Linked DNA regions of Homo sapiens: region 2 is linked to region 1. Evidence: read pairs that join two places in POLR2A ChIA-PET (ENCODE). Cell type or tissue: PC-3. All regions are shown on one strand. Links, peaks and the distances in the headings refer to the core of each region. The heading gives the core; the rest is flanking DNA. Region 1 has its middle 97 kb from the start of CBLB. Region 2 has its middle 250 kb from the start of CBLB.

What was found. Peaks named below come from ENCODE experiments on the same cell type or tissue, not always from the same donor. Only the 100,000 strongest peaks of a DNase experiment are listed, where the experiment ranks them.
Region 2: POLR2A ChIA-PET joins it to region 1 with 5 read pairs; 1 of 35 experiments calls an interaction of 5 or more read pairs at or near these places.

The regions. Positions count from the first base shown.
Region 1 is chr3:105,958,114-105,973,778 of GRCh38, reverse strand. No RefSeq gene overlaps it. Among named protein-coding and RNA genes, the nearest start is that of CBLB, 97 kb to the right of the region's middle. In PC-3, for the core only: no CTCF peak of the experiment used is centred there; a DNase peak (open chromatin) is centred at 6,448; H3K27ac peaks cover 1,743 bases.
Region 2 is chr3:106,112,889-106,128,553 of GRCh38, reverse strand. No RefSeq gene overlaps it. Among named protein-coding and RNA genes, the nearest start is that of CBLB, 250 kb to the right of the region's middle. In PC-3, for the core only: a CTCF peak has its summit at 6,480; DNase peaks (open chromatin) are centred at 6,843 and 8,023; H3K27ac peaks cover 2,653 bases.

The DNA of each region.
Region 1 (15,665 bases), core at 4,629-8,628:
TGAAACATCTAAGAACTGAAAATTGTATTAACAGATTTTGTTTTCAAGCAGTGAATGCTAGATATTCTTAGCCATTTTAAATTGTCACTAAATTTACACAGACTGTCAGAGGCTAGAACTGAAGATACTATTTGGCTACCCTTCAGATTTTTGGAACTTTTTACAATCGTCTTGGCAAACTTAGGGAAGACAATAATTACAATACATATTACAAATGTATCACAAAGGAAGAAATACTTCCTCATTAACATGCTTTTTCAATATCTGTTTTCTGTAGGTTTCAAATATTCTTCTTTTTTTTTTTTTGAGATGGAGTCTCGCTCTGTCGCCCACGCTGGAGCACAGTGGTGCGATCTCAGCTCACTGCAAGCTCCACCTCCCGGGTTCAGGCCATTCTCCTGCCTCAGCCTCCTGAGTGCCTGGGACTACAGACGCCCGCCACCAAGCCTTGCTAATGTTTTTTGTATTTTTAGTAGAGACGGTGTTTCACTGTGTTAGCCAGGATGGTCTCGATCTCCTGACCTCGTGATCCACCGCTTTGGCCTCCCAAAGTGCTGGGATTACAGGCGTGAGCCACCGTGCCTGGCCGATTTCAAATATCCTTGCAAAGAAAATCATTTATCCTGAAGTTGCAAGTAACTTAAAATATTACATATATAATATATACAATATACATTATATATATATCTCATATATATGTCACACATATACCATTGCCATAAGTAAAATGTAAGCTATAAATTTAGAGTTAAAACATCACAAACCAAGTGTATTACTATTTTTTTTCAAATGGAAAGGAAGACAATATGAAGACTGATACAGAACACTAAGAACTGCCTTAAAATATATATATATATATATGGATATAAAAAGGATGGGCACTTCTAGCAGTTTGTATTTAAATTACTGACTTTTAGGAAAAGTGTATTTTCAGGTAAAATGAGATGTAAAAGTGCACTTGAAATGTCTACCTATCTTTAATATTTCTTTGAGCCTTTTAAAATAGAAAAATTGTTAAGGACATAAATATCTACATTACTACTAGTTTCATTTTTTATTCCTTGGCATTTCTCATCCTGCAGAATATTTCCCTTGTATAGAGATCTGATATGGTTTGGCTGTGTCCCCACTCATATCTCATCTTGAATTGTAGTTCCCATAATCCCCACATGTTTTGGGAGGTACTCAGTGGGAGGTAATTGAAATCATGGGGGTGGTTTCCCCCATGCTATTTTCATGACAGTAAGTTCTTACAAGATTTGGTGGTTTTATAAGGAGCCTCCCCCTTTGTTTGGCTGTCATTATTCTCCCTTCTACTGCCTTGTAAAGAAGGACATGTTTGTTTCCCCTTCTGCCTTGTTTGTAAGTTTCCTGAGGATTCCCTAGTCCTCTGGAATTGTGAGTCAATTAAACCTGTTTCTTTTATAAATTACCCACTCTCAGGTATATCCTTATAGCAGTGTGAGAATGAACTAATACAGTAAATTGGTACCAGAAGTGGGGTGTTGCTGTAAAGATACCCAAAAATGTGGAAGCAACTTTGGAACTGGGTAACAGGCAGAGGTTGGAAGTGTGGAGGGCTCAGAAGATAGAAAAATGCAGGAAAGTTTGGAACTTCCTAGAGACTCCTTGAATGGTTTTGACCAAAATGCTGATAGTGATATGGACAATAAGGTCCACGCTGTGGTGGTCTCAGGTGAAGATTAGGAACTTGTTGGCAACTGAAATAAAGGTGATTCTTATTATGCTTAAGCAAAGAGACTGGTGGCATTTTGCCCCTTCCCTAGAGATCTGTGGAATTTTGAACTTGAGAGAGATGATTTAGGGCATCTGGTGGGGAAGGAAAAAAAAAGTCTAAAAGGCACAGCATTCAAGAGGAAGCAGAGCATAAAAGTGGGGTTGGAGCCCCCACACAGAATCCCCACTGGAGCACTGCCTAGTGGAGCTGCAAGAAGAGGGCCACCATTCTCTCGTCCCTGGAATGTTAGTTCTACCGACAGCTTGCACTGTGCACTTGGAAAAGCTGCAGACACTCAATGTCCACCCATGAAAGCAGCTGGGAGGAGGGCTATACCTGCAAAGACACAGGGGCAGAGGTATCAAAGGCCCATAAGAACCCACCTATTGCATCAGTGTGACCTGGATATGAGACATGGAGTCAAAGGAGATTATTTTGAAGGTTTAAGATTTAAATACTGCCTCATTGGATTTCAAACTTGCATGGGGTCTGTAGCCCCTTTGTTTTGGCCAATTTCTCCCATTTGGAATTGATGTATTTACCCACTGTCTGTACCTCCACTGTATCTAGGAAGTAACTAACTTGCTTTTGATTTAACAGGCTCATAGGTGGAAGGGACTTGCCTTGTCCCAAAGGAGACTTTGGACTTGGACTTTTGAGTTAATGCTGGAATGAGTTTAGACTTTGGGAGACTGTTGGAAGGGCATGACTGTGTTTTGAAATGTGAGGACCTGAGATTTGGGAGGGACCAGGCAGAATGATATGATTTGGCTGTGTCCCCACTCAAATCTCATCTTAAATTGCAGTTCCCATAATCTGCACATGTCATGGGAGGGCCTCAATGGTAGGTAATTGAATCAAGGGGGCAGTTTTCCCTGTGCTATTCTTGTGATAGTAAGTTCTCACGAGATTTGATGGTTTTAAAAGGGGCTTCCCCCTTCACTCTGCTCTCATTCTTCTCCCTCCTGCTGCCTTGTGAAGAAGGACATGTTTGCTTCCCCTTCCACCGTGTTTGTAAGTTTCCTGAGGCCACCCCTCCCTATGGAACTGTGAGTCAATTACACCTCTTTCCCTGATAAATTACCCAGTCTCAGGTATGTCCTTATAGCAGCATGAGAATGGACTAGTACAAGATTTTTATGATGCATAAGTATAATAAAAAGAAGAAAGCTACACAAAGTGGGGAATAGAATAGGAAGCTATTCACAAGTATTAAGTAAAATAAATGAATAATGAATTAGCTATTTAATATTAACTTAGTGTCTCTTATTTAGAGCTGCACCAAACTTAGTAGATGTTAAAGATGTCAAATAGATTATTCCAGCCATCAAGGAGTTTGTTTATTCAATAATTATTTATTATTATGGTTTTGAATTGGCCATTGTCTAAATGCCACACACCATATGTAGCCTTTTAAGATGCAAGTCTAAAAGTCTATTCTCTGGAAGCTTAAGGCTTGGCAGAGAAACAAAAGAGTGAACGTGCCTGGGGCAGAAGTGAGCATTGTGAAACCCAGTGGCAGAGTTGCATCAGAATGTGAGTGCAGTGGAGTGAGGGAAGTGCAAGTCTCAGTTGGTGGACAGTAAAAGAAAGCTCCCTGAAGGGGTTGACACCTGGGCTGAGTTTGAAAGAGGGTGTCAGCCAGCCAATGAAGGTAGTGGGAGCACTCAGGCACAGAAGATACTATGTGCAAGGGGGCCAAAGTCAGAAAAAAATGAGATAAGGCTCAGAACTGGCAAATTGATATGTGTGGCTGGGCTTGAACATGAGAGGTAGGGAATGGCAAGAGATGAGATTTGTGCAACCATGTATTTATTCCTTCATTCAAAAAATATATATTGAGAAGTGACCATAGGTCGGCACTCTTGATAATGCTGGGGATACAGTGGTTAATTAGACATTCTCTGACTTAATGAAATTTAAAATACATCAGGTCGAAAAATGTTTTAATTACTCTGTCTATCATGGTTAACAGTTTCCAAAGTGCCTTCATATCTATTACCTTATTTCATCCTTTTATCAATCTCAAGGTTAAAAGAGGCATAGTCACTGTCTAATATTATAAACCAGTACGTGACCAACAGAGGCTTGAACTATGTTCTAACTTATATTACCAAACATTTTCACAACGCATCTGTCCTGTGGCTCTGTAGTTGCCTTTTTAGTTTGCCTCATACTTTTCTTGTTTTTTTATTTTTTTTCTCAAACTAACAGCTTCAATTACTCTAATAGAAAAAATATGTATTTTCTTTTTTTTTTTTCTAAAATAAATTGGAGTTTCGCTCTTGTTGCCCAGGCTAGAGTGCAATGGTACAATCTCGGCTCAATGCAACCTCCACCTCCTGGTTTCAAGTGATTCCCCTGCCTCAGCCTCCCAATTGGCTGGGATTACCGGCACGCACCACCACACCCAGCTAATTTTGTATTTTTAGTAGAGACAGGGTTTCTCCATGTTGGTCAGGCTGGTCTCAAACTCCCGACCTCAAGTGATCTGCCCACCTCAGCCTCCCAAAGTGCTGGGATTACAGGCGTGAGCCACTGCGCCCAGCCCAAAGATAAGTATTTTCTTTTTCTTTCTTTTTTTTTTTGGAGAGTCTCACTCTGTCACCCAAGCTGGAGTGCAGTGACATGATCTCAGTTCACTGCAACCTCCATCTCCTGGGTCCAAGCGATTCTTCTGCCTCAGCCTCCCAAGTAGCTGGGACTACAGGTGCACGCCACCACGCCCGGCTAATTTTTGTATTTTTAGTAGAGACAGGGTATCACCATATTGGCCAGGCTGGTCTCAAACTCCTGACCTGATCTTCCACCTGCCTCGGCCTCCCAAAGTGCTGGGATTACAGACATGAGCCACCACACCCAGCCAAAGATATGTATGTTCAAAAATAAGTCATTAACAACTTTTGCAAAGGAATCAGTAACAATGAAGGCCATAAAACACAACTTATCTGTGGCCTCCTCACTGCCTTAATAAAAGAGGTTTCGTTAAATGCTTTTCAGCTCTATGAACATGTAAAAATCCATGTGTGACTACAGATGGTAGCCTGGGCTCAGAGGTACCTGTTGTTTGAGTTTCTGTAGAAATAGAGAAGCTTGCCATTTAAAAAAATACTCATGTACATGGGTATTTGGAAATCAAACAATGAGAAGATTCTTAATATGTGAGTTTTCCTCTTAGAGGGGATAAGTTGTGTTTTTGCATCTGTGAATGGCAACCATTGTAATGAACCATAAAATATAAATTCTCAAGTCCGTCAGATAAAAATTATACCTGAATTTAAGACATATTTCTAATGTTTACATAATAAATTTCATTTTTTACAGATATTTTTGCAGTCAGTGTGTGTGTTTGATTAAATAATGTTTAACCAATTTCTAACATAGTTTTCTTCTTTAGAACATTTTTTGAATAATTAATAAAATTTTTAGTTACATTCACTGCAGCCTCTAACTCCTGGGATCAAGTGATCCTCTTGCCTCAGCCTCTCAAGTAGCTGGGACTATATGTGTGTGCCACCACACCCAGCTAACTTTTTAATTATTTTTATTTATTTTATTTGATTTTTTGCAGTTTCACTATTTTTCCCAGTCTAATTGGACCCTTAAGAGAGTCACAAAATGACATTATTTTCTAGCAATTTCTCACTTAATTACTAATCACACCCAACGTATAACCAAGACTGGTCTTAAATAGAGGATAGAGAAAAAGAATACTGTATGCTGACATATGAATTTATATAGAGGGCAGTAATAAACTCCAAGGGACAGTATTTTGGGAAATAAAAATCACAGAAAGGTGGTGTCAGGCTGAGGGACATTGAAATGGGGGTCCAGGCCCCTTTGTTCTGATCGTGACTGTCAGTATATGGTAGTAGACAGGAGAGACTTGGCTTCCAGCTCCACTTTGTCACTTAAAATCTATATAACAGGTAGTCAGAAGCTCTCAGTCAAGATAGAGTAACAGGGACTAGATTGAGTCTCCTACCTGAAACAATCATTAAAACCAGACAAAACATGTGAAGTAAATGTTCTTCAAGACACTGACATCAGGCTACAAAAGACAGAAGTTGAACAAGGTAAGCCCTACTTTTGCCCTGCTATAGGCAGTAAGACAACAAGGGAAATAAAGTTGAATCAAAATAAAATTCCAGGGCATGCATGTCAATGTACAGTGATAGAGCACAGATCAGTGACTGCCTGGGGATATGTGTGTTGAGAGAGGGGATTGCAGGAAGGAGGGGTTAGACACATGCCGGAACTTTGGAGGGTGATGGATAAGTTCAATACCTTGATTGTGTTGGTGGTTTACAGATGTATACACATGTCAAAATGTATCAGATTGCACATTTTGAATATGTGCACCTTATTGTCTGTCACTTTAATAAAGCTGTTTTTAAAATCTAGATGCCTCTGGGCAAGTTACTAAACCTTGACTTTACAAATCTGTAAAATGGTAATAACAACCTATCAACTTTAGAAGTCTATTGCTTGGATTAAACGAGGTATTTGTGTGTTTAAGAGGCTTAACACATTACTTAGCACATTAGAAGGGCTTGGTGAATCTCCAGACTTCTTTGCAGAGGACCAAATGGTATCTATTATCCTTCCTTCTACCCCCCCACTGACAGTGGATAGCACAGTGTACATAACCATGAACTTTTATCATGCCCTATAAAACAAGTCATCACTATGGCACTTCTGTGAGTTTGTTGGCAATAAATCAATCTTCCGGCATTGCTGGGCTGTCTAAATGCTTGGCTACAGTAAATTAAGTCTTATGTGCTGTTCCTGCCCTGTTGCCTGTCTGTGGGAGCCAAACTTCTATTATGCCAAGATTTCTGTTGGACAAAGTGACAGGAGCAGGATGGAGTGGGAGAAAGCTGCAACTGGAATAACTCTGACAGGAATTTTGATATTCTAAAACTGAAGTGAAAGAATTCACAATTCACGAAAGACTCGAGTTTCAAGGCTATCTTTACCTAGCTAGTGCGTATTTTGGTGATACTAGAAGACACACCTTTGTGACAGACTGTTGTGGACTGAATTATGTCCCCCCAAAATGTATATGTTGAAGTCCTAACACTAGTACCTCAGAATGTAACCATATTTGGGAATAGGGTTTTTCAAGGAGTAATTAAATTAAAATAAGACCATTCGAGTGAACCACAGTCCAATATGACTTGTATCCTTATAAAACGAGGAAATTTGAACACAGACAAGTACAGAGGAAAGACACTGTGAAGACACAGAAGACAGCCATCTGCAAGCCACGAGGAAAGGCCTCAGAGGCAGGGGGAAAAAAAAACCTGCCATCACCTTTATCTGAGACTTCTAGTCCCTAGGACCATGAGAAAATTCACTTCGGTTGGTTAAGCCACCAGTGCGTTACACCTTGCTACAGCAGCCCTAGCAAACTAATACACAGACTATCTTTATTGTTCTTAAAAACTAACATTGTCTCTCTCCTAGTACTGCTACTGGTCGGTCTTCGTTCTTAGAGCTCCCAAGATGGTGGCAGGCCACTCCCGAGATGGTGGCAGGCCGCTCCCGAGATGGCAGCAAGACTTTTATTCTTTGACCTGGGGTTCTTGGCCTCACGGATTCCAAGGAATGTAATCTTGGGCCATGCGGTGAGTGTTACAGCTCTATTAGAAGCCGTGGGTCATGAAAGAGAACCGTGGAACCCAGCGACTAGTGTTCAGCTCAATTAGGATGAACCCGGGCACTTAGCCATGCAGGAACAATGGCGAGCCTCTAGCCTGATCCAGAGCGGCAATGGGCAACTCACTGGATCAGAAGTGCAGCAGACACCCTGCCGGATCTGGAAGGGTGGAAGTCAGTGGCAGGTCTGCTACGGCAGCGATCGGCAGTGGTTGACGGCGAGCAAAAGCTCACCTGGAAGTGGAACAAACACGGACCAGAAGAGTGCGCAGTTGCAAGATTTAATAGAGTGAAAACAGAGCTCCTATACAATGGGAGGGGACCCGAAGTGGGTTGCCACTGCCAGCTCGAATGCCTGGGTTTATATCCGGATAATTGTCCCTCCCTCTGTGCTCTCAGGTGATAGATGATTGACTATTTCTTTACCTCCTGCTTTTAGCCTAATTTATATTTTAGTGAGCTCTCTTTACTCCCTGATTAGTCGGGTGTGAGCTGAGTTACAAGCTCCATGTTTAAAGGTGGATGCGGTCACCTTCCCCAGCTAGGCTTAGGAATTCTTAGTCAGCCTAGGAAATCCAGCTAGTCCTGTCTCTCAGTAGTGCCTACCATCTCCTCTTAAGCCCAGTGAACTAATTATTTTGCTTTGGAGTACTCAATGTATCTAAATATATTATTATGTAGGCATACACTGCCCTGAAAATTTCTCAATCTACTGTCTGTGTCTTCGTGTTTGTGATTTTTCCATTGCTAATGCTTTTCTGGCTTTGCCTGCTGCTAATTGTTTTTCTTGGAAGTGTTATGCGTTCTTTGGCCTGGTACCATGCTCACATTAGGAGCATGGAGTTTTCAGGAATCTTCTTCCTCTTTTCCTACAAGTAATCATTCTGGCTTACACACTGAAATGTGCTCCTCCCACACATTAAACTTACGATGTTAAATTTGTGGAGCAGTAATATACAAATCTTCCTTGAATAGCATCAAGCAGGTTGAAAAATGAGTATATGAATTGCCTTTTTTTGAAAATTAAATATTTTATCTGTTGTTTTAATTAATAATTTGAAGTTATATTTTAGTATCAGTTTTGGTACCCAAACTTAATAAAAGTAATAATTCAAAAGAATTGAAGTGGTGGAGTCTTTCTGCTAGGTATTTTAAGTCTTCTCAAACAGCTATAACTTTGAGGAGTCTGTGAAAGAAAGGAAAAAGAGAAACAGAAGGGTTTTAAAGGAGTAGGGAGAAAAAGAGAGTCAAGTCAGTGGTAAAAACCAGTTGCTTTTCCCTTTGTAGTTATGTTCTCTACCTACAGTATGTTTATACCAAAATGTTTGATGTTTTGTCTGCTGCATATTGTTAGTATATTAGTAACAGTATATTAGGAACAGGGACTACTGCTTACACTAATGATTCTCAAGCCATGGTTCTTAAATCTTCTGCATCAGAGTTACCTAACATGTTGGGTGAAAAGGCAAATCCTAGGCCCATTCCAGATTTCCTGAATCAGAATCTTGAAGGTATGGCCCAGGAATCTGTATTTTTATCATTCTTTCAAAATCTTTTTGCTTGTTTTTTTCAGTCTGGGGACAAGTTTTTAAAATTCTGTGACAACAGGGAAGAGTGATTGTTATAACATTCCCCAACTAAAGAGAAAAATGACTAAATAGGTGGAGAAAAAGGAAAGTGGTAGCGCATAGAGTGGTAGCAACAAATAGTGGTATTTGTTGGTATTCTGTCATTGTTATTGTAGACAAAGAAAGCAGTGTGAAGCTGGAAATAATTTCTCATTACAAATAAGATAACTACTTCAGAAATATATTGTTAATAGTTCAAAGTAGTCAAGAGAGCAATATTGTTATTGAGCTCAATATGTCTAATTATAATTGAGTTTTATGATATTTAACAGTGATCTTTGATAATATTTTAGGCTATGATATAGAGATGGATTTTTTCCCTCGTAAGTCAAAAATTAGAATACATTAATTGTAGAAAATGCTTTGAACAAATAAATATGTGAGTTTTCTGTTTTCCCAGAAAAAGGAGAGCTTTATCGGTTGGGATTTTACAAATTACAAGGACATTTTCAGGAACAACAACAAGTTAGCAGCTAATTACTGTCTCCTCTCAAAAGTAATAGGTTAGGGTTATCACTGATAAATCATCATGTACTATGCAGACAGGTATGAACAGCTGCTCTGATTTTCTGACTCCAGTGTTCAATCTGCAAAAGTCACTATTAGAATTACTGCTTACCGGTTCTTATAACAACTATGACATATCCAATATCATGTAATAAAAAGTTTCTTTATTCATTATCTAACTTGTTCTTTAGGAATCTAAGCTTCAATCCATCATGTGTTTCCTGATCCAAGTTACTATCCTGGCAAGTCTTTGGGCTCATACCTCATTTGCCAGTTTCTTTATCCATAAAAGAGGGTTGGAGGCATTCCTACCTGCTAAAAGACTACACTGATGTCAATTAACTGTCTGAATTTCTAAATGCCTCCTCTTTCTGGACTCTCTATGGCTATGTCCCCCAAGACGTTCAATAAAACCTTATTCTTCTGTATTGGACCCTTTGATGCTTTCTGCCAGCTTCAACTACCAACTTTCGACAGATTTCTGTACTAGTCAGCGTTCTTCATAGAAACAACCAATAGGATGTGTATATGTATATAAAGAAATACAGATTTATTACAAAGAATTGGCTCCCATGATTTTGGAGGCTGGCAATTCCAGAATCTGCAGTGTGGGCCAGTAGGCTAGAGGTGCAAGAAAGCCAAAGGTGCACTTCCAGGCAGTTGGCTGAAGAAATTCCTTCTGCTTGTTCTATTTAGTCCTTCAATTGATTGAATGAGGCCCACCCACACTATGGAGGACAGTCTTCTGTTTAAATGTTAATCTTATGCAAAAACATCCTCAATGTTGACACATAAAACACCCTCAATGTTGACACACCATCCCATTGTCCCATGCCCTGTGCCCCAGCCACCTTATTCTGCCCACTTAACTGGATTTTATCTCCCAGTCATATCATGGGTTAATTCCCACTTCCGGTGTCTATCTCATATTCCAGGAAGGTTGAAGAACAGCTCCTAACTACTCCCACTCTAATCTTTCTGCTCTAGGAAACCAAGTATGCCAGGTTATGTGACACCTGAAGGATGGTAAATGATTAGTTTTTTGCATTAATGAATAAGTGACATAAGTGGCATTACAAAAGATGAAGTTCTATGTATGTATATGTGTGTGTGTGTAAACCCTTTTTTATTTATTTAAAATATACAACTCTCTGAATCTGATTTAGCAAAAGAATAAAGCCCAATTTCTCTAGAAGCACAGAGAATGGAGAAATTTAGTCTGGCTTTGGGATATGGAGTAAATGATAGAATGACTGGGTAAACCGGTGGTTCCTAACCAAGGGAGATTTTTTTCCCCTAGTTGTTATTTGGTAATGTCTGGATACATTTTTGATAGTCACAACAGGGGGTTACTACTTAAGAATGCATAGATAGCTGCCCACAGTGACAAATTATCTCAATTAGACAGGCATGGTGGTGTGCATTTGTAGTCCCAGTTAACTCACGAAGCTGAGGCAGGAAGATCACTTAAGCTCAGAAGTTCAAGGCTGCAGTGAGCTACAATCATGCCACTGCATTCCAGCCCGGGTGACAGTCAGATCCTGTCTCTAAAAATAAATAAGCAAACAAAGAAAAACCAAATCATTTCCGGCTCCAAATGTCAATAGTGCAGAGGTTAAAAAAACAATACCTGGAGAGAAAAGAATAATATTTGAGCTGGGCCTTTAAGAATATTCCAGTCAAGAATGGGTGCGGTGGCTCACGCCTGTAAACCCAACACTTAGGGAGGCCGAGGTGGGCAGATCACGAGGTCAAGAGATGGAGACCATCCTGGCCAACACAGTGAAACCCCATCTCTACTAAAAATACAAAAATTAGCCGGGCATGGTGGTGTGCCTGTAGTCCCAGCTACTTGGGAGGCTGAGGCAGGAGAATCACTGGAACCCAGGAGGCAATAGTTGCAGTAAGCCGAGATCGCACCAATGCACTTCAGCCTGACGACAGAGACTACGTCTCAAAAAAAAAAAAAAAAAAAAAAGAATATTCCAGTCAAAAATGTCAAGGAAGAGTCAAACTTTGTAAAATATTTGAAGACATTTATTCTGAGCCAAATATGAGTGACCATGGCCCATGACACAGCCCTCAGGAGGTCCTGAGAACATGTGCCCAAGGTGGTCAGGGCGCAGCTTGGTTTTATATATTTTAGGGAGGCATGAGACATCAATCAAATACATTGGTTTGGTTCAGAAAGGCAGGACAACTAGAAGCGGTGGTGGGGCTTCCAGGTCATAGGTAAATTTAAACATTTCTGGTTGACATTGGTTGAGTTCATCTGAAGACCTGGAATGATAGAAGACTTGGGAAATATTCAGGTTAAGACAAAAGATTGTGGAGACCAAGGTCTTATAGTGGCTGCCCTTAGAGACAATAGATGACAAATGTTTTCTATTCAGATCTTTAAAAGGTGCTAGACTCCTAGTTAATCTCTTTAGAAGTGGAAGGACCTGAAAAAAAAAAGATCTCTATATTAATAGAGATTCTTTACAGATGCAAATTTTCCCCCACAAAGGATAGCTTTGCAGGGCCATTTCAAGATATGGCAAAGAAACATGTTTTGAGGTAAAATATTTTTATTTTCTTCCTTGTCTGGTATGTTATGACAGAGTCAGGTTGGAAAGTAAATCACGATATATGGGGTTACATAAAACCCATCTGATGATAATTTATGGTTTGTAGGACATGACTCCTCAAACCTCTTAGACAGGAATTTGGGCAAGATAAAAAAAAAATGGCAGGGCGCGGTGGCTCATGCCTGTATTCCCAGCACTTTGGGAAGACGAGGCGGGCAGATCATGAGGTGAGGAGATCGAGACCATCCTGGCTAACACGGTGAAACCCCGTCTCTACTAAAAATACAAAAAAAATTAGCCAGGCTTGCTGGCTCCTGTAGTCCCAGCTACTCAGGAGGCTGAGGCAGGAGAATGGCCTGAACCCGGGAGGCGGAGCTTGCCATGAGCTGAGATCGCGCCACTGCACTCCAGCCTGGGCGACAAAGCGAAACTCCCTCTCGAAAAAATAAATAATAAAAATAAATAAATAAGAATTTAGTCCTCAAAAGAAGTGCCATAAACAGATGAAGGGATAACAAAATATAGAGATAATTTAGGTAACTATGGTCAAATTTATAAGCGGAGAGGAAATGGAATATGGTAAGTTCAGATAGGTGGGTTGTTAGGGTTTAGATCAGTGCTTCTGAAACTTTAGCAGGTATGAATCACCTGAAGATGTGTTAAAACACAGATCAATGGGCTCCACTCTCTGACATTTTTATTTGGTAGGCCTGGAATGAGGTATAAGAATTTGCATTTCTAACAATTCCCCAAGTGTTGCTGACACCACTGGTCTGTGACGTACATTTTTAGAGTCAGAGATGCCTGAAATGATGTTAGGAATTCCATTTCTAGACAAGAAGAAGTCCATTAATCAAAAGAATTATTTAGGAAGATTACTCAAAAGGCAACATATTGGACACATCGTCTTTGGGAGAAAATTAGTGCAGAGAAACAACCCGACTGAAGGTCATACCCTGAATGACGGAACCACTGGAATCCCCTGCATTGATGACTTGGGAAGTCTGGAAGACCTGGGGCAATGTGTCCATATGCATAATTCTCTCTGGACCCCAGCTGTGTAATTATGGTTTGCCTGGAGTTTAGTCTTAGCTAGTTATGCACGATCTTTGATTCTTTGTAACGAATCCCCTGGGATAAACCCTAAGCTGACAGCTTTCAGACAGGCTGCTTGGGCTGCAATTAATGAGTGGGATTGAGGTCATGAGAGCTAGGTGACAGGGCAAAGAGAAGCTCCCTCAGATAGCCAAATCACTTGAAATTCTATTTTTTTCTGGGCCAACAAAAGAGCAGGAGATATTGCCTCCACTCCTGCCTCATCCCATTTCCAAATTATGCTTAAGGGGCTTGGATAAATCCATATATCAGAAAGCCTTTTTGCAATAATGCAATTTTGCAATAACATAAGATTGGAAGGGTGTGTCAGAAAAGCTATTTTTAAATCAAACATGATATCTAGGAATTCTAGTAATCACAGTGACTCGGTTTGAACTGATTAGACTACTTTTCTAAACCGAAATTTATCTTCCTGGATGAAAAGTATTACTTGTTTATCTGTGATGCTTGATACTACCAGCCCTAGGGCTTGGGAGGCAAAAAAAAAAAAAAAAAAAATGTTCCTTCTAAGTAACTCATCCAACCCTCCTGAGGATAAGGAGCCCTTATCAACAAGCTGAAGTCTTGCAAATGCACAAGCTGGAGGCTACTTCCTCCACAGAGGAACTCTTCTGCCTCAGGGCTTCTAAACACAAACAGGAACTAGAAGAAAAAAAGAGAGAGAGAGAGAAAAGCGGAAGGTACCTTATACATTTTTGTTTCATTTTTCCTTTCCAAGCTTTCCATACTGTTTTCAATAAAGGAACTGCATCTCGCTCTGTCGCCCAGGCTGGAGTGCAGTGGCATGATCTCGGCTCACGGCAACCACCGCCTCCCGGGTTCAAGCGATTCTCCTGACTCAGCCTCCCAAGTAACTGGAATTACAGGCGCCCGCCACCACGCCCAACTAATTTTTGTATTTTTAGTAGAGACTGGGTTTCACCATATTGGCTAGGCTGGTCTCAAACTCCTGACCTTTGATTTACCCGCCTCGGCCTCCCAAAGTACTGGGATTACAGGCGTGAGTCACCGCGCCCAGCCGGAACTGCATACTCTTAACTGATGGTGAGACCAGCATCTTCTGACCACAACGCTGCCTTACTCTAATCATGTTTTGGTTTGCTTTTTCCATTCAGAAATCCTATGATCTGTAACCCTTCTCTGACATGCTTTTCGCCTCACCCCAAGCTGCTACAAAGGATTCATTTTTTTATACTCTGACAGCTACTGTAGATACATTAATAAATAGAATATTAACTTGATTTTTCTATAAAATACACATATTATTTTAAAGTCCTTACTGGAGACTTTAAGTGGGAAAAAAATGAAGGAACAAACAGAAGAAAGAAGGAAGGAAAGAAAGAAGGAAGAAAGCAAGGCAGGCAGGAAGGCAACTACAATTAAAACTATGTAACATAGCAAGATAGTGATTTGTCCAAAACTCTTCAGTGGTTCTGGAACTTTTCTGTGTGTAATAACACCTCAGATACTTGGTTTGGCTTCTACTTTTGGGGCCCCAACCCTAGACATTCTGACTCAGTAGGTCTGAAGTAGGTCTCCAAGGTCTACAATTACAACATTCTCCCCAGGTATTTCTGTGTTGCTAGGCAGGGGAAACTGCGTCCTTAAAGAACGCTCAGGGTGAACAGCCTGTGCCTTTTGTCAAGTTTTTTTGCCAGATGAGAGGAGGGAGAAATGATAAACAGCAGCTGCTTAGATTTGAAAGTCTGGGGAAATAAGCACAGGTGGTAGGAGATTTACCAACCTTCTCCTGAGGTTCCTAGCACCAATATGCCCATCTGCTGTGGGCTTCCCTCACCCAGGCAGGCACTTTCTTAGTCCCCAGCTGTCAGACTGCTTTCTCAGACTCCTCCTCACTTCCTTATGCAAAAGCCTTTTGTTATATGGACTGAATTGTGTTCCCTCAAAACTCATATATTGAAGCCCTACTCCAACGTGACTGTATTTGAGATACAGTAAAGAAGTATTATAGGTTAAGTGAGTTCACAAAGGTGGGGAGTTAATCCCATAGGACTGGCATCTTTATAAGAAGAGCAAGAGATGCTCCTGGAGAGCACACAGGAAAGGCTACGTGAGGATGCACAGCAAGATGGTGGCCTTCTGCAACCCAAGGAGAAGGCCCCACCGGAAACCAGCCCTGCTGGCACCCTGATCTTGGACTTCTAGCCTCCAGCACTCTGAGAAAATAATTTCCTGTTACTTAAGCCACTCAGTCTGTGGTATTTTGTTATGGTAGTTCAAGTAGATTAATACACCTTTCTTCAAAGCTTATTTAGGTATTCCTCAGCCAAGAAACCCTCCTTCTGGGCACAAAAACCTGAACAACCACTTCATTCTCAAGTTTCAAGGGAGTTCAGGTCCCAGAAAAGCTGTGAAATTCAATTTAAAAACCCCAAGGAACTTGGGGCTGGGGATAGGGAGGTGCTCAAAGGTATTATAAATTTT
Region 2 (15,665 bases), core at 5,582-9,581, 150 kb before region 1:
ATGAGATGTGTTGGTAGCTTGTGTTAGGGAAGATATACATTGGAAGATTCTTAACAAGCTTAGGTGATTGAGCAGATATTAAGAAGAAAGAGGCCACAAAGCTGGTGCCCAGGTTTCTGACATGAGAAAGTGGGCAAGCACTGGTGCTATTCATTGAAGAGGGAATCAAAAGTGAAAATCTTGAGAGTACCTTTATACCATTTAATTGGAGTAGATTTGTTAAATTAATAGTTGCATATACTTGTTAGAAGCTCAGAAGAGGAGTCTTGGTTGAAGATGTAAATATATCATCATGAATGAAGCCATAAGTGGCTGAGAGCATCTGGGAGGGAAATGTGGAGAGACACAAGAAAGGTGATAATATAGAGTCCTGAAGAATTCAAATACTTGCTCATCGGGTTTAAGAGGAAGGTCTTCCAAAAGAGATTGAGAAGGAAGCAAAGGAGGTAGAAGCAAAACAGAGAGTGCTTCCCAGAATCAAAAGGATAAGGCCTTTTAAACCAAAATTGTGGCAAATACTGACAAGTTGGCAAGTTAAAAGAAGGAATGAAAATATGAAACCCAGATGACCTTCTAAGAGCAGTTTGGATGGCGTGAGATAGCTGATCAGACTAGGATGGAGTGTATAAATGAGGTAAGAAGGTACAGATGGCAAATATGGGAAACTCTGAGTGATTACTTGAACAGACATTTTTAATGTCCAAATCATAATGATATGAAAAACTAAAGAGTTAACAGAAGATGTATTTTAGAGACTGTTTCAGGTTATGCCACCATTACAGAGGACCTTCATATTTTCTAAGGACTCTATTAAAATATATAAGTTTCTCCATGGCCTTGAGGGCACTGACCTACTCCAAATAGTATTTTTAAATGTCTTGTTTATGATATTGCAAGCTCAAGGAAATGTGACACCAGTAAATTTTGCCTGGAGGAAAAGGTGGAAAGGCTTGGAATATCAGGAAATGCTAAGAGTTATTTATAAGATTTCCTCAGGGACAGACTAATGTGCCCTATTACAAGATGAGGGCAGCCACTTATATATGCAATATACATTACATGTAATGCGTTTACCCATTTCTAGATAGGTAACATGGAAGGGCTAACTTAGGCAGGTCAACCACACAAGGGTTCAATATTCTCACTTATTTTCCTGGTATTTTATCCTGTACATTACTTTACTAAAAATGCCATTTCTAGAGCAAATACTGAATATTAAACTCGCAGGTTACAACTACATTGAAGTATTCAATTGTTTAATATATTAATCACTTATTTAGATTTATTTCCAATTTATCACTTGAGATATGCTTTGACCCAGGTAAAAGAGTATTTAACTTTCTGGGCTCACCAAGGACGCCAAGCACTTCACTAATATTCCTGTGCACATCCTCCCTTCTTTAGGATGATTTTAACTAGCAAGCCTATGCTCTCATCTCTAGAAATGCTTCTTAACCCTTATCTCTCTTTCCTGGACCTCCTTCTCTTCGCTGGGACAAATGCCTTTTAGCGGCCCATTTGCAAGGATTTTCTGGCTCAGCTGCTTTTGAGCAGCCAGTGTTTGTCTTTCAAGATACCCCAGCAGCCCTTCCATCTCTATCGATCCCATTTGTTTTCTATTCCATTTCCTCTAAGCTCCCCTTTATTCATCAACCCTAATTTCTCCCCTACCACTTCCACTCCCTAACCTTAGTTGATCTAGGCTTCCCAAGAGAAAACTGCCCTGTAGGTCATTTGGCATGATGGTTCCCTTCTCTGTGAAATGGTTATAGTCAGAATAGTATTTCTAAGCCTATTTTACAATGGATGGCTTTTACGTTCCATATAAAGTGATGAAAAGGTGGCAACACAATCTAAAATGTGTATCTAAGTAAAGCACTTTTCACTGTAGAAAGCAACCGAATTTTCCAAGACTAGAGCCAACACAAACTATAGATATTTGTCCTTTGACATTTTACTTTCTAATTCCAGATTATCAGAGTAAAGGAATCATTTTTATATCTCACCAGTCCCTTTTTAGGGAAAATGACAGGCACAGGGTATATTCAGAATTAAAATGTAAATGTTAAGATATTACGTCACATTTAAAACTATTTATGAGTAAAAAAAAATACATTTTTATGTGGTGAACCACTTCACTAGAACTGTATAATTCTACATTATTTGCTCTCTCTTTCTTTTTTAAAGGAAGCCAATCTTCTCTAGAAAAAACATTTTCCTTGTGCCGATTGGATTTAGAATGCCAACAAAGTTTTGTTTCTTTTCTTTAAAGCATATTTATTTTTAGACCTTTCAATTCACTATTGCAAACAGATGTGCTCTTTTTCTTTCTCTCCATGGAAGCAAATAAATAACCAAGATTGCAATTCCCTTTAAAAACTTTTATAAGAAGAAAGAGAAAAACAATAGGAGTTTTATTTCAGAATGCTGTTCTGTGCCAAACATCCAATCTGTAAAACATTTTGGCCTGTTGGGGAAAGATATCTCATGTGTGGGGCATCAATCTGTTCTTCTGAAATGCAATTCCAGTTCACAGAGCTTTGATCTGAGTGATAAACACAATTTTCTGAAGCTGCTTATTAAAAGACAGAAATATTGACAGTCTAAATCCTAACACCTGAAACAAAGTTTCATGCAAACAAAAAACTAATAACTAATATTTTTAGAGCCTCACAATGTGTCAGATTCTGAGTAAATTATAACATCCACATCATCTCAGTTACTACTTATTTTTGGAGATCAATGCCAATATTACCTGCATTTTACAGATGATAAAATGAAGCAAATGGTTACATATTTTGTACAAATTATTTGGCTAATTAGAATCACAACTTCATATAGGATTAAGGTTTTGCCACTCAGCACAGACGTCTTTCCTCTAAAATGAGCTACCTCCCTCAACCAAAGCACACATTGGATAGGAGAGACGAGACCTAACTGTGAGTCAAATTAGACTCCAGCAATAAATTTTCTTTTAGGATCAGCTGGGGAATCAGATAGAGGCAGAGAAAAATTGGAATCCATCTACTGCATCTGCAGCTGTTCAGGCACTACATTATATACTTACCCAGAGAAAGTTTTTCTGCTGAACAGAAACAGTGGTAAAACAGACATCTACTTGGCATCCATTCAATAGCCATGTATTACATATAAAGAGAAGTCTTGTCACCTAGGTTAAACAGCATTAAAGGGTTTATAGTCCAACAACTCCTTCGGGTTGGCTTAAGTCTATGAAAGGTCATTCTTTAATTTTTAGGCAATACGTACGTATTACCTCACATTTAAATCAGGCCTTTCTAAGAGCACTGAGCACTTTTACACACATTATTTCATGTATCATCTCAACATCTGTATGGAACAAGGAAACAAACTTCACTTTTATAAGCCTCACTTAATGCTAGTCAATAGATTTGCATTTTCACATTTCTACTTAATTTTTCATGCACCTTCCTAGAAACTAAAATAAGAATTCCTAGATCCTGGTTCTGGCTTTTTCACTAACCAGCTTGGTCCCCTGGGGGCAGCCTCTTAGCTTCCCGGAGCTAGAGTTCAGTTTGGTATTTCATGTAGGTATCAGGCTAGGTAAGTTCCAAGTTCCCTTCCAGCTCTGCCATTCTAGGATTCTATGCTAATAGAACATCTGTAGTATTTTGTGGAAAAATTATCTTCAAGTCTAAGGAAATTTGGGGCTATATTGGCCTCTTGAGTTATTGCAATAGCCATTTGCATTGCTTTAGCAACCAGACTTTATCACAACTCAAGGTTCCCAGAGGGTGTTGAGAGGACTGCAGCTTAGGTAGTAAAAGCTGGAAAAGAGGGAAGGAAAAATGAATGAAACTAGAAAAAGAAAGGGAGAATTATTAGGGGGAGAAGGAGAGGAAAGGGAGAGTGAGAAATAGTAAAAGCCAGAGTAGGAGATGGGGAAGAGGATCAGGAGAAGCGAGGGAGGGAGGAAGAGAAGGAGAAATGGAGGAAGGCAGAAACAACAGGTAATTGTAAGGATAATGCAGTGGACACTATTTGTGTTTTTCCTCTATCATTATTATTATTATAATAATGCCATTGTTACATTGGAGAGGAGGTGGAATGTGTTTAATAGAAAGCAGGGACTTTGGAGTTAGCCTAGACATGGTTTCGAATTTTGACTCTTTTCCTGAGAAGCATTATGTCCTGTCTTAGTCCAGTGGACTGCTATAACAAAATACTACAGACTGGGTGACTTATTAACAACAATAATTTATTTCCCACAGTTCTGGAAGCTGGGAAGTCCAAGATCAAGGCACCATTCATTGTCTGGCGGGGGCCAGCTTTCTTGCTTGTAGACAGTGCCTTCTTACTGTGTCCTCACACAGGGGAATAAGCAAGGAATATCTCTCCTGCCTCTTTGATAAAGCAACTAATTTCTTTTATGACCTAATCACCACCACCACCCCCGCCCAAAGTCCCATCTCCTGATACTATAAACTTGGGAGTGAGGATTTCAACATATGAATTTGGGGGGAAATAAAAACACTCAGATCATAGCCTATCTCTAGGCACGACACTTAACCTCTCTCTCAAAGTTAGGCTATTTTTAATTATAAAAAAAGGGATAACATCTCTCCTCTTAGGTATCTTTAAAAACCATATAATATAAATGGCTTATCACAAAGTAAGTTTATATTAGTATTTATAACATAACTGCTATGTGTTAATTATCCTTCATTTACCAGCATCACTATTGATTAAACCTAACAAAGAACACACCAAATATGCTTTATAGATCTTAGAATACTGCTGCTTTCTTTACCCCTGCCTCTCATATGCCAGCCATTAATTTCTGCCACAACATACATGAGTGCTAATGGCCATGGATCTTACATTTTGGGAACATCTCTCCCTGTTCACTGGTAGAATTTCCCACAAGCAGATAAAGCAAGATATGAAGATAGCACAAGGGCGTCATGGAAACTGCTTCTTTGTCCTATCTGTTAGGACTTTCTATGTCCCTACACACAAAAACTTATTGAATGACTTTATAAGGTCACAATCTTAAGAAAAAAAATTTTTTTTTTGCTTATGAATCTATTAACTTACTTATCTGTGCACAAGTGATTCTCACTTTAATTAACCCCCATTACTATCCTATGTGTTCTAAAAGAAGTGAATATGCATGAGAAAAAACAAGCATTCCCAGCTTAGATTTCTTAAAAAAAAACCAGAAAGATCTATGGATAGATAAATTGCACCGTAAGGCTGCTGTCTGAAATGAAGACTACAAATGACGGCTAAGAGAAGTAATAGAATATGCAGGCATCCTGTTTGGAATTAATATGTACAATCTCCTCATATTCCAAAACGCCACACTTGTAGGTTTTCTTTTTCCTGGAGTTTCTTATTATTCATTCAACTCACAAAAATTATTAAGCTAAGTGAGATACTAATCGTCAGTAGGGAAAAGGAAAGTTATGACAATCTATTAATATAATGACCTTTGCCCTAAAGAAACTGCACTCTATTTGAAAGTCCTCAAGTGATTTAAGTCTTTCATCAATTGTTTAACAGTTGACATGATTTAGTTTATAACTATTGGATCAGCCCTAAGATTTCTTATAGCCCCACTCAGTTTATATCACTAAGGTAGATGGCAAGGAATAGTCCAGCACAGCAGCGTCCAATAGAAATAGAATACAAAAAAAATCATATATATAATTTTTAAGTTTTCTAGTAGCCATGAAAAAAAGGTAAAAAAGAAACAAAAATCATTTTAATATTGTATTTTATTTAACCCAACATATCTAAAGTATTATCATTTCAACATGAAATCAATATAAAAATATATTAATGAGTATTTACATTTTGTTTGGTAATCGGTCTTCAAAATCAGTGTCTTTACACTTACAACATGACAATTTGGAGTAGCCACATTTCAAGTACTCTGTAGCCATACATGACTAGTGGCTAGCCTATCGACAGCATAGTTCAAGCATTTTCTCTAAGTAACTTATTCATTTCAATTATATATCTGTATCCAACTGCTCCTGTGCATTTATCCTTACAATCAAATCTGTATTATTGTAAGAAACAGAGAAGTTCCCCATCTTCTAATACCAGGAAAGGCAAAATAGGGCTTGGTGTTTTTGAGCTTAGATTTTAACCTATAAATTAACGTTCTTTGATATATCTTACTAACTGTATTCAGAAAAGTTTTAACATTTATGACAAAAGAGCCAGAATGGCAAGATAAAATTATAGTTCTGGACAGGAAATGTCAATGGGTGCTGGAAGCCACTGAAAGAACACCCAGAGTTTAGGAAAGCAGAGAATAGAATTGTTGTGCCCATGGCAACATTTATATGGGAAATGTCTCTCTCATTCCCTTTCAAGATCACCATCAGTGTCACTCTAACATTTATATATGGCCTTGATGAAAGTGTGAAATATAGGACAGGGTCTTAAATTGAAATATTACCATAGTTGACCAGGAGGTAGAGCACCTTCATCATTTTTAATCCTGTTTCTTTTTCTAGCTATTGTGGCTCCTTATAGAAGCACTCAGTTTAGATTGCTAAGGTAGGTCTCATAGGTAAGATGTGGAAATGTAGCATTTGAATGTTAGTATCACCTGTAAATAAGAACTATGAAAAGTCTGAGGTTTTACTCTGCTTTCAAGCTAGTATGTTAGCTTGCCACAGTTTCATAGATACTAGTAGATGGCATGAGACCCTTGGGTCAGAGACAGAGGGCATAATTATATGTTCCCATTAGTCCCCCTTGCCTCCAAAGTCCCAGGGGGTAATGCAGAATGGCTCGAGGAAATGCTGTACACATAGTAAATACGTGTCACACCTTAGGAATCCTAGGTTAAGAAAATCTCAATCTCCCGAAAGACCAGCTAGTCAACCTGCCCAACTTTTATCCTGGAGGGAAACATTATCTTTATTATCTTGGAGAGAAAACAAATCTTCCCTCTGCCCTAGACAGAGACACATACACTCTCTCTTTTCCAAGGCTATTTACCATACAAACATCCTTGAAAAGACAATAAGGAACAAAGCTATCAATACCTTTGTTCAGAAAATAGGCAGATGCAAGAACTACCTATGGATAAATGTCCCCCAACAAACTTATATTAAGGCCCCCCACTGGCCCTCTTATTGTCTACCAGATAAACTCCTGCTTTCCTCACTTATTCAACCTATGTTTGTTTATTGCTTTTTATGTGCTATTAGATTTGAAAGATTGTCAAATATTTGCAAAAACCAAGGTCTAATAGATGTAAAAGTTTCAAAAAATACTCAGGGAAAAAATTAAGAGAATTCTAATCATTTCCACAATAAGGACTTTGAGGAACTAATAGATCTTCTTAAGAGAACTTAGTTTCCCCAAGTTTCTGACAATCATGAGATCTGGATCTTTTGGGGGTCCAGGTTGCACGTATTAATATTTACTTACCAGGTGCCCCGATTTGGGGATTAAGTAAAATATAATTATAAAAAAAATTTAGTCTCTTGCTTCCATATGGCATTTTTACATCCTTTTTTTCTGATGGCAAATAATAACACACTTATACAAAGTGGCATTTAACATCAAATACATTTCATAAAACATGTTTTGATTGTATGAACTCATAAACAGATATTGAACCCTTCATATGCATGCCGGTTATATTTAAACATAAAAAAACCCATTTAATGTACAAATAGTCCCTGATAACTCTGTATAGAATCCAACTTTTTAAACAGCTGTGCAGAAGAGCTTCATAATTTAGGGTAGCAAAAGAAGATGGAAACTACATACAATTTTAGGCTTCAGGAGAATTTAGGTCAGTTAGAGGTCATTCTCCAAAATTGAATCAGAAAGGAATTCTAAACTATTGCTCAACTAGGACCCACTTTGGAAGGGTAAATTGTGCTGTACTCTATGATTTGTAGAGACCGCAGAGGGGTCCAGGTTTGGCTCACTTTCTAGCTGACCATAAAGACAACTTGGGAATAGATTGTCACAGGGACCCACTAAATGAATCACAGCCCATTTCCTGCAGCTCCTCCGTGTTTTTGAATGCCTTAGTCATCACACTCTTGGCTTATGGGAATCAGTTCCCAAAGGTCACATAGATTGCACTTCTATGGTAGTTTGATAATTTTCTGTCTACTTTAGAATAGTCGGCCAGCATTTTAAAAGTCATTTTATGTGACCGTATGGTGTGTATGAAAGAACAAGGGCTTAAAACTAGAAATCTGGACGTAAGTCTTAGTTTTGCCATTATTTGCCACTGGGCAAGTCACTGAAACTTCCTGGTCTTCTCACCTGTAGAATGGCAGGATAGGTAAAGAGGTTATGATTCATGACCAGTAAAGGCTTTTCCAGTCTTACCTTTGTATCATTCTATCTCATTTAAGACCTGGCCTTGTAAATTGTGTACTAGGAAGAACATATCTAGGCACTTTGCAGCGTCTGCTGCTATTACTACTTTATCAAGTAAGTTGCTTGGTGCCCCATTCAAAAAGCATTATGGGCAGAGCTACAGAAATGTGTGTAGCTGTTTGTCAGCATGGGTAACTCCTCAGTGACACTTGGATCTCATGACTTACTTCTTTTTTCTTGGGTGACTCAAACTCTCAGGGTCATCCTCCTGGGAGACATGTCACATGGTGATATAAAGCATGCGGCAGATATCATCAGTTTAACCAAAAGGTAAAGGAAAAATACAATCATCTTCCAGTCCACTCATTCTGAATCTTCTCACAGCATCAAAGGAAAGCTCAAAGATGGATTTCTTGCAATTTTCCCCCTTGACAGTGTGGGATACTTCAGTCAGATGAATAATACATGCAGTTGCAAGGAACACAATTTTAAAAGAATCTGGCATTTACAAAGCAGCTTTACTTCTGGAAAGAGTAAAGCCTTTGAATACTCTGTCAGTTTGAAAAGAGGTTCTGTGTCACCCTATCAGGTCACACAAACCATCTGATCAAGTGCCATTTGATGAAAGCATTTATTAATGTCAGAGTAAGAAAAATCAGCTTGAGGGATGGAAAAAGCCTAGAGGATTTATTTTTAAACCTTTAGGAATGAAAAGGAGTGGGGAGATTTCTGTTTCTAGAATGAAATACAATATAGAATTTGGATTTGACTGAATGGGGGAGCATGAGTCCTAAATCAGTGAAGAATTGTTTCCATTTTTTTGTTTGTTTGTTTTTGTTTTTGTCTTTCAAGTCTTGAGACTGCTTCCAGGAAGAGGAAATAGATGAACATTTCCCTATTCCTCCCACTAAGAGTACTAAAAACCTTGGGGCACACAAGAAATATGGACAATTTCTCAGACAATAACTGCTCTATCCTAGTCAAATAACACAGAAAAAAAAACTGGTCCTATCCTCCATGTCAGCAAAGTCTAAATGGGTAATTCTGACTCCATTCTCTCCTGCCTATAAAAAGGTGTGCCCACAGCCCCAACAGAGTGGTATCAGAGAAGACCAAGTAGAGAGATGAGACCTTCATGACCCCCGTCAGTATTAGTGAGCCCAGCTCCCATCCCAGTGTCAATGGAGAACACATGGTAAGCCTGGGCTTCCACCCCAGTGCAGCAGCAATGAGGTGCTTCTCCCATTCCTCCCTTGGGTATTAGTAGAGGAGGTCCAGGGGACAGTCAGGACTTTCAACATCACCTGTTAGTAACAAGGACACCTGTACATGATGCATGGTGTCACTGGAAAATATACAAGCGGGGGGCTGAAACTCCCATATCCACCTAGTAGTAAAGAGGGTTTCCCCATCTCAGGTGGCAGTGGAGACTTGAGTAGGGAACCTGGACTTTTACTTCCACTCGGTAGTAAAGAGACAGACTCTGGAGTGCTATTGGAGAAATCCAGTGACAGCAGAAGGTTAAAATGAGATTCTGTGTCTTAACATTTTAAAAGTGCACATTTTGATAAAAAATAACTCATATTAAAAGCCAGAATGAACATGCTAGCATCAAGATAACAGAGATGTTAGAATTATTTGACAAAGATTTTGAAGCAGTCACAACATGTTTGTTTTAAAAGCAATGATGAACATGTTTGAAATAAACTGAAAACTAGAAATTATCAGCAAAGAAATTGAAAGCCTCAACAAAGACAAAGAAAAAATAAAGAAGAACAAAATGGAAATTTTAGAACTGAAAAATACAACACAAAAAATAAAATACTTGGTGGATAGGCTCAGTAGCAGGATAGAGGGGCAGAAAAAAACAGTCAGTGAACTGGAATATAGAAGAATAGCGAGAAAATAGACCGAAAGAAAACAAGCCAAACCAACCAACCAAACAAAAAATGCCTCAATGACATATAGGATTATAATACATGAATTAACATTTGTGTCATCTGAAAAATTGAAAAGAGAGGGGAGAAAATGTGGGGCTGAAAAAATATTTAAAGAAATAATGGACCTGGCATGGTGGCTCATGCCTGTAATACCAGAGGCCAAGGCGAGAAGGTTGCTTGAGCCCAGGAGTTTGAGACAAACCTGAGAAATATAGTGAGACCCCATCTCTACAAAAACAGAAACAAAAAATTAGTTGGATATGGTGGCATGCATCTGTAGTCCCAGCTACTCAAGAGGCTGAGGTCAGAGGATTGCTTGAGCTCAGGAGTTTGAGGTTGCAGTGAGCTGTGATTATGCCACTGCACTACAGTCTGGGATACGGAGTAGACCCTACCTCAAAAAATCAAAATAAAACAAACAAAATAATAAATATTGAAAACTTCCCAAATTTGATGAGACATACACCTATAGATTCAAGACGTTAAGCAAACACCAACTATGATAACCCCACAGATATCTATGCCAAGACACATCATTACCAAGCTTCTGAAAACTAAAATAAAACACGAAAAACAGGACTGGGCTCATGCCTGTAATCCCAGTCATACAGGATGGGGGCAGGGAAGTGCTGAGTAGAAAAGGGTGTGGTCCCTGGTGAGGGCTCCACCCTCCAGCCTATACCCAAGAATCTAGGTGAGGATAGGCACTCCTGTTTCCACACCCAAAATTGCATTTTCCAAGACCACTCTGGCCTGCCACGCCTCCCATTCTGTGCCTATAAAAATCCTGAGACCCTAGCGGGCATGCACACAATTGTCTGGACATCAAGAGGAACACACCAGCAAAAGAGCACATAGGCGGTGAACGTTGAGAGGAGTAGAGGAGTGGTAGAGCATACAGTCAGACACCAACAGATGCCAGCAGGCCATCTACCGTGGGACAACGAGGAAGCCGGTTAGGGGCAGCCAGACTCCAGGGGAAGACCACTTTCCCACTGCCTCCCCTTCTGGCTCCCCATCCATCTGCTGACAGCTACCTCCACTCAATAAAACCTTACACTCATTCTCCAAGCCCATGTGTAATCTGATTTTTCTAGTACACCAAGGCAGGAACCCAGGATACAGAAAGCCCTCTGTCCTTGTGACAAGGCAGAGGGTCTCATTGAGCTGATTAACACAAGCCACCTGCAGATGGCTAAGCTAAAAGAGCACACTGTAACACACACACACTAGGGCTTCAGGAACTGTAAACACTCAACAATAGATGCTGGTGTGGGGTTGGAGCCACACAAACCTGCCCATCTGCATGTTCCCCCTAGGTGTTTGAGCAGTGGGGCACCAAAGAAGTGAGCCACACTCCCATTGCATGCCCTGTGAGGGGAATAAGGGAAATTTTCCCATTTCACCAGCACTTTGGAAAGCCAACACGGGCTGATCACTTGAGGTCAGGAGCTTGATACCAGACTGGCTAACATGGTGAAACCCCATCTCTACTAAAAATACACAAATTAACTGGGTCTGGTGGTGCATGCCTGTAATCCCAGCTACTTGTGAGGCTGAAGCAGGAGAATCACTTGAAGCTGGGAGGTGGAGGTTGCAGTGAGAAGAGATCGTGCCACTGCACTCCAGCCTGGACGATAGGGCGAGACTCTGTCTCAAAAACAAAGAAACAAACAAACGAACAAAAAATCTGTAAAAGCGTACAGAAAAACCATCACCATATCTAAAAGGGAAAGGGAAAACTAATTTGAATATCAGGTTTCTCATCAGAAACCTTGGAGGTCAGAGGGAAGTGTCACAATATTTTTCAAGTGTTGAAAGAAAAAAAAAGTCATCCCAGAATTCTTTATCCCGTGAAAATATCCTTTAGGAATAAAGAGGAAACCTCTAGGATGAAGGAAAACTGAGGAACTTGTGGCCAGCAGACCTGCACTAAAAGAATGGCTGAAGGAAATTTCCTAAACAGAATAGAAACAATAAAGGAAAGAAATTTGGAGCATGAAGAAGAAAGAAAGTGCATGGTAAACAAAAATATGAGTAAATACAATATGACTTTTCAAAGTTAAGTACTGTTACTTGGCCTCTGCTAGTCTAGGATTCCATCATTCTCATTGCTAAGAATCTTAGATCTGTGATAAAAAGCCCAACTTACAAAGGAGAGCCACTACTGACCACAACTGACAATAATGTTGGCCCACTACACACACAGACATAGACACGCACACACACACACACACACACACACACACACACACGCAGTGTACTAAGTTGGTAAATACAGTGTCCCGTGGGCTGACAAGATGAACACAATTGGGGAAATCTGTGAGGAAATAAAGAAATCAGGATCATGGGGAAGAATAAACTGAACAAATATTTGATTTTCAGTCATGATCTCATTGGGAGCTCTGGAGTGCAAATGGCACCACAAAGTTGTTCCATCTTGATGCACAAGATTGTTTACCCTTGATTCAGTTAGCTCTAGCTATAAGCGTCCTCCGGGCAGTTCCATAACTTCCCAGACATTTCAGGGTAAAAGATTTCCCATTGGCCAAGGACAATTCTCCAGAGAAGAATTCAGATGTTAATCATTGCAACACTTACAGTAGCTGCAATATGGGCACACCAACTCAGTAAGTAGTTCTAGGCAGGGCACCAACTGTGTTTACTGTAATTCAGAGAAGGCATAAAAATCCAAGTGGGCTACACTGGGAAAAAAAGCTATATAGTGAGATTGAACATAAGAAATGGTTAGAGTTATTTAGTAGGTAGAATGGACAAGTGATATATTCAGCAAAGTGATAGAGGCAGGATTGATTATAAAATCAATCTAAAATTATTAGAGAGTGAAGAACTCCAAAATTCATATATGGTCTAATCAAATGTTATATCTTCTTTTGGTAATTAACATTTTGTTTTTCTTTTAAATATGTAACGTAAATTCATATACATTCAAAATTCCAAAGGTACAAAAGGGTACACAATTAAAAAAACACCCTTTCAAACTTACTTATTGGTCATCCATTTCTCTTACACAGAGTCAAGTTCCTATCTCATTTCAGAGAAAGTCTATGTATAAACACATAAATATTTTATATTTGCCTTCTTATTTACATAACTGTAAATACATGTTTGAGATCAACCCATATTAATACATAAAATTGATAGTTGTTTACATTTCTAACAGTTTTGGGGAGGACAATTTGGCCTCTATCAAATTCATAAATATGCCTACTCATTGTGGTCAACTGTGCTGAGAAATATTTTAAATATTTGCTTCCATCCCTATGGGGAGATAATTATATATCCACACCCCATTGATGTCAGCCTTAACCACATGACTTTCTTTGTGAATAGAAAGAAACTGCATAATATTTTTGCAACTTCAGAATATTTTTATATGACTGCATTATATTTTATTTGGCCACTTCCATACTGATGAGCATTTAGGGTGGTTGTAATAGTTTATTATTACATATAATATAGTAACAGATATCCATGTATGTATACCATTTTATATAGTCCTGAGTATAGCTACAGGATAAATTTAAACAAGTAGAACCACTGAGTTAAATGCTATAGCTTACATCAACCAGATTACACTAAACTATTCCATAATAACAAATGATGTCAAACTCTTGGTAGCTTATAACATTAAAGATTGCTCTCTCACTCATGTTACATGTCTATTGCAGGCTACTTTGGCTTGGATTAAAGGAGTAATCCTCTAGGACATGCTAGGTTTTTGGTAGAAGGAAAAGAGAACGTGACTAACTGTGTGAGGGTACTTAAAGTTTCTCCTTGGAAATAATAATACATGTTGCTTCTATTCACAAAGAAAGGCATGTGGTCAAGGCTCAAATCAATTGGGTATGGATATATCCTTATCTCCCCATAGGGATGGAAGCAAATATTTAAAATATTTCCCAGCACAGTTGACCACAATGAGTAGGCATATTTACAAACTTGATAGATGCCAAATTGTTATCCTCCAAACTGTTAGAAATGTAAACAACTATCAAAAATATATATTTCACCCATTTCCTCACTGATACATTATGACATCAGACTCTTTAATCTTGGTCATTTCAAAAGAGAATATATTTTAATATAACCCTAATTTTAATTTATCTTATATTGAGTGAAATTCAGACTATATTCATGTTCATATTTAAGTATGCCTTGGCAGAGAAATATTTGAGAGTCTTCTTTGATTAACAGTCTTTTAACTTCTTTTATCTGGATACCACAATTCTATTAATTCAGTCTATGATTATTAATGTTCTGTTGTTTTTAAGTCAGCTCATGTCTACAGAATCCAGATTTTTTCGACATACTGACAGCTGTTAAGCTCAGTCCCTTCTAGCTGACAAGCCATGTCCTCACCATTTTGTATTTTTAGCAAATTTTAAAAAACAAAACACAAATGTGTATTTTTGTGTCATTCTTCTGGATAGAATCTTTTTGTATTCAGTCCAGTATTTCAACCTATACTGATAAAAATTTGCATTTTTTAAAATGAATTCTCCTGTTAAAAACTAATGTAAGCAGATATGTTGAAAATCCAGGCAAGAAAATAAAATAGCCTGTCTATCATTACTCAAGGATGAATATTTATTTTATCACCTTTCTTGTCAGTCAGACCACCTAGAACTGAACCATCTGGGAATCTGATCAATATGCTTTCTAAGACTTTATTCAGACACTCAAAATAATTAATAGTGTCAAGCAGGTTTCTGGCTTTTTCTCTAGCTTCTTCTCAGTTGGCAATTTTCAAACAAATGTACAGTAATTAAAATCATCATTCACATAAACTTCTCTTCCATAATGGGGTGTCTCTTTCCTTAGGGTTTTTGAGAGTGATTAAGAATTATAGGACTGGGCACAAAGTGGCAAAGAAAAGTGGAGAAGATTGAGTTATTGGGATGGCAAAATTTTTTTTCCAGAGGTAAGGTAAAAAAGTCAAACAACAATCAATTCTATAAACCCAAGGTCTGCAAATAGAAAGGACCACCTATGAATACAAATCCTAGAAGGTCCAAAAATGAGAATCAAAGTTGGCAGTAGAGAACACCTGAGTTCGATTCATATAAAGGCAAGACCAAGCCAACTGTTGTTTAGGGGCAGGGAAAACTCAAAATGTGGTCAATTGCTTTGAGTATTTAACTTGCTCTTAGCCAGGGAGGATGTCTGGGGCACAAAGGTTTTCTGTCCTGTTCTAAGGGTTCATTGTGTCAGAGCCATCTGACAGCCTCCTGTGTATCCTCCTCCTTAGAGCTAATAGGTGTTTCATAAGGATATTTACATTTATATTTGCAAATATAAAATTTTAAAGCATAGTGTAGAGTTCTTGAATGGGACATGAAAGACATTGCAAGCTGC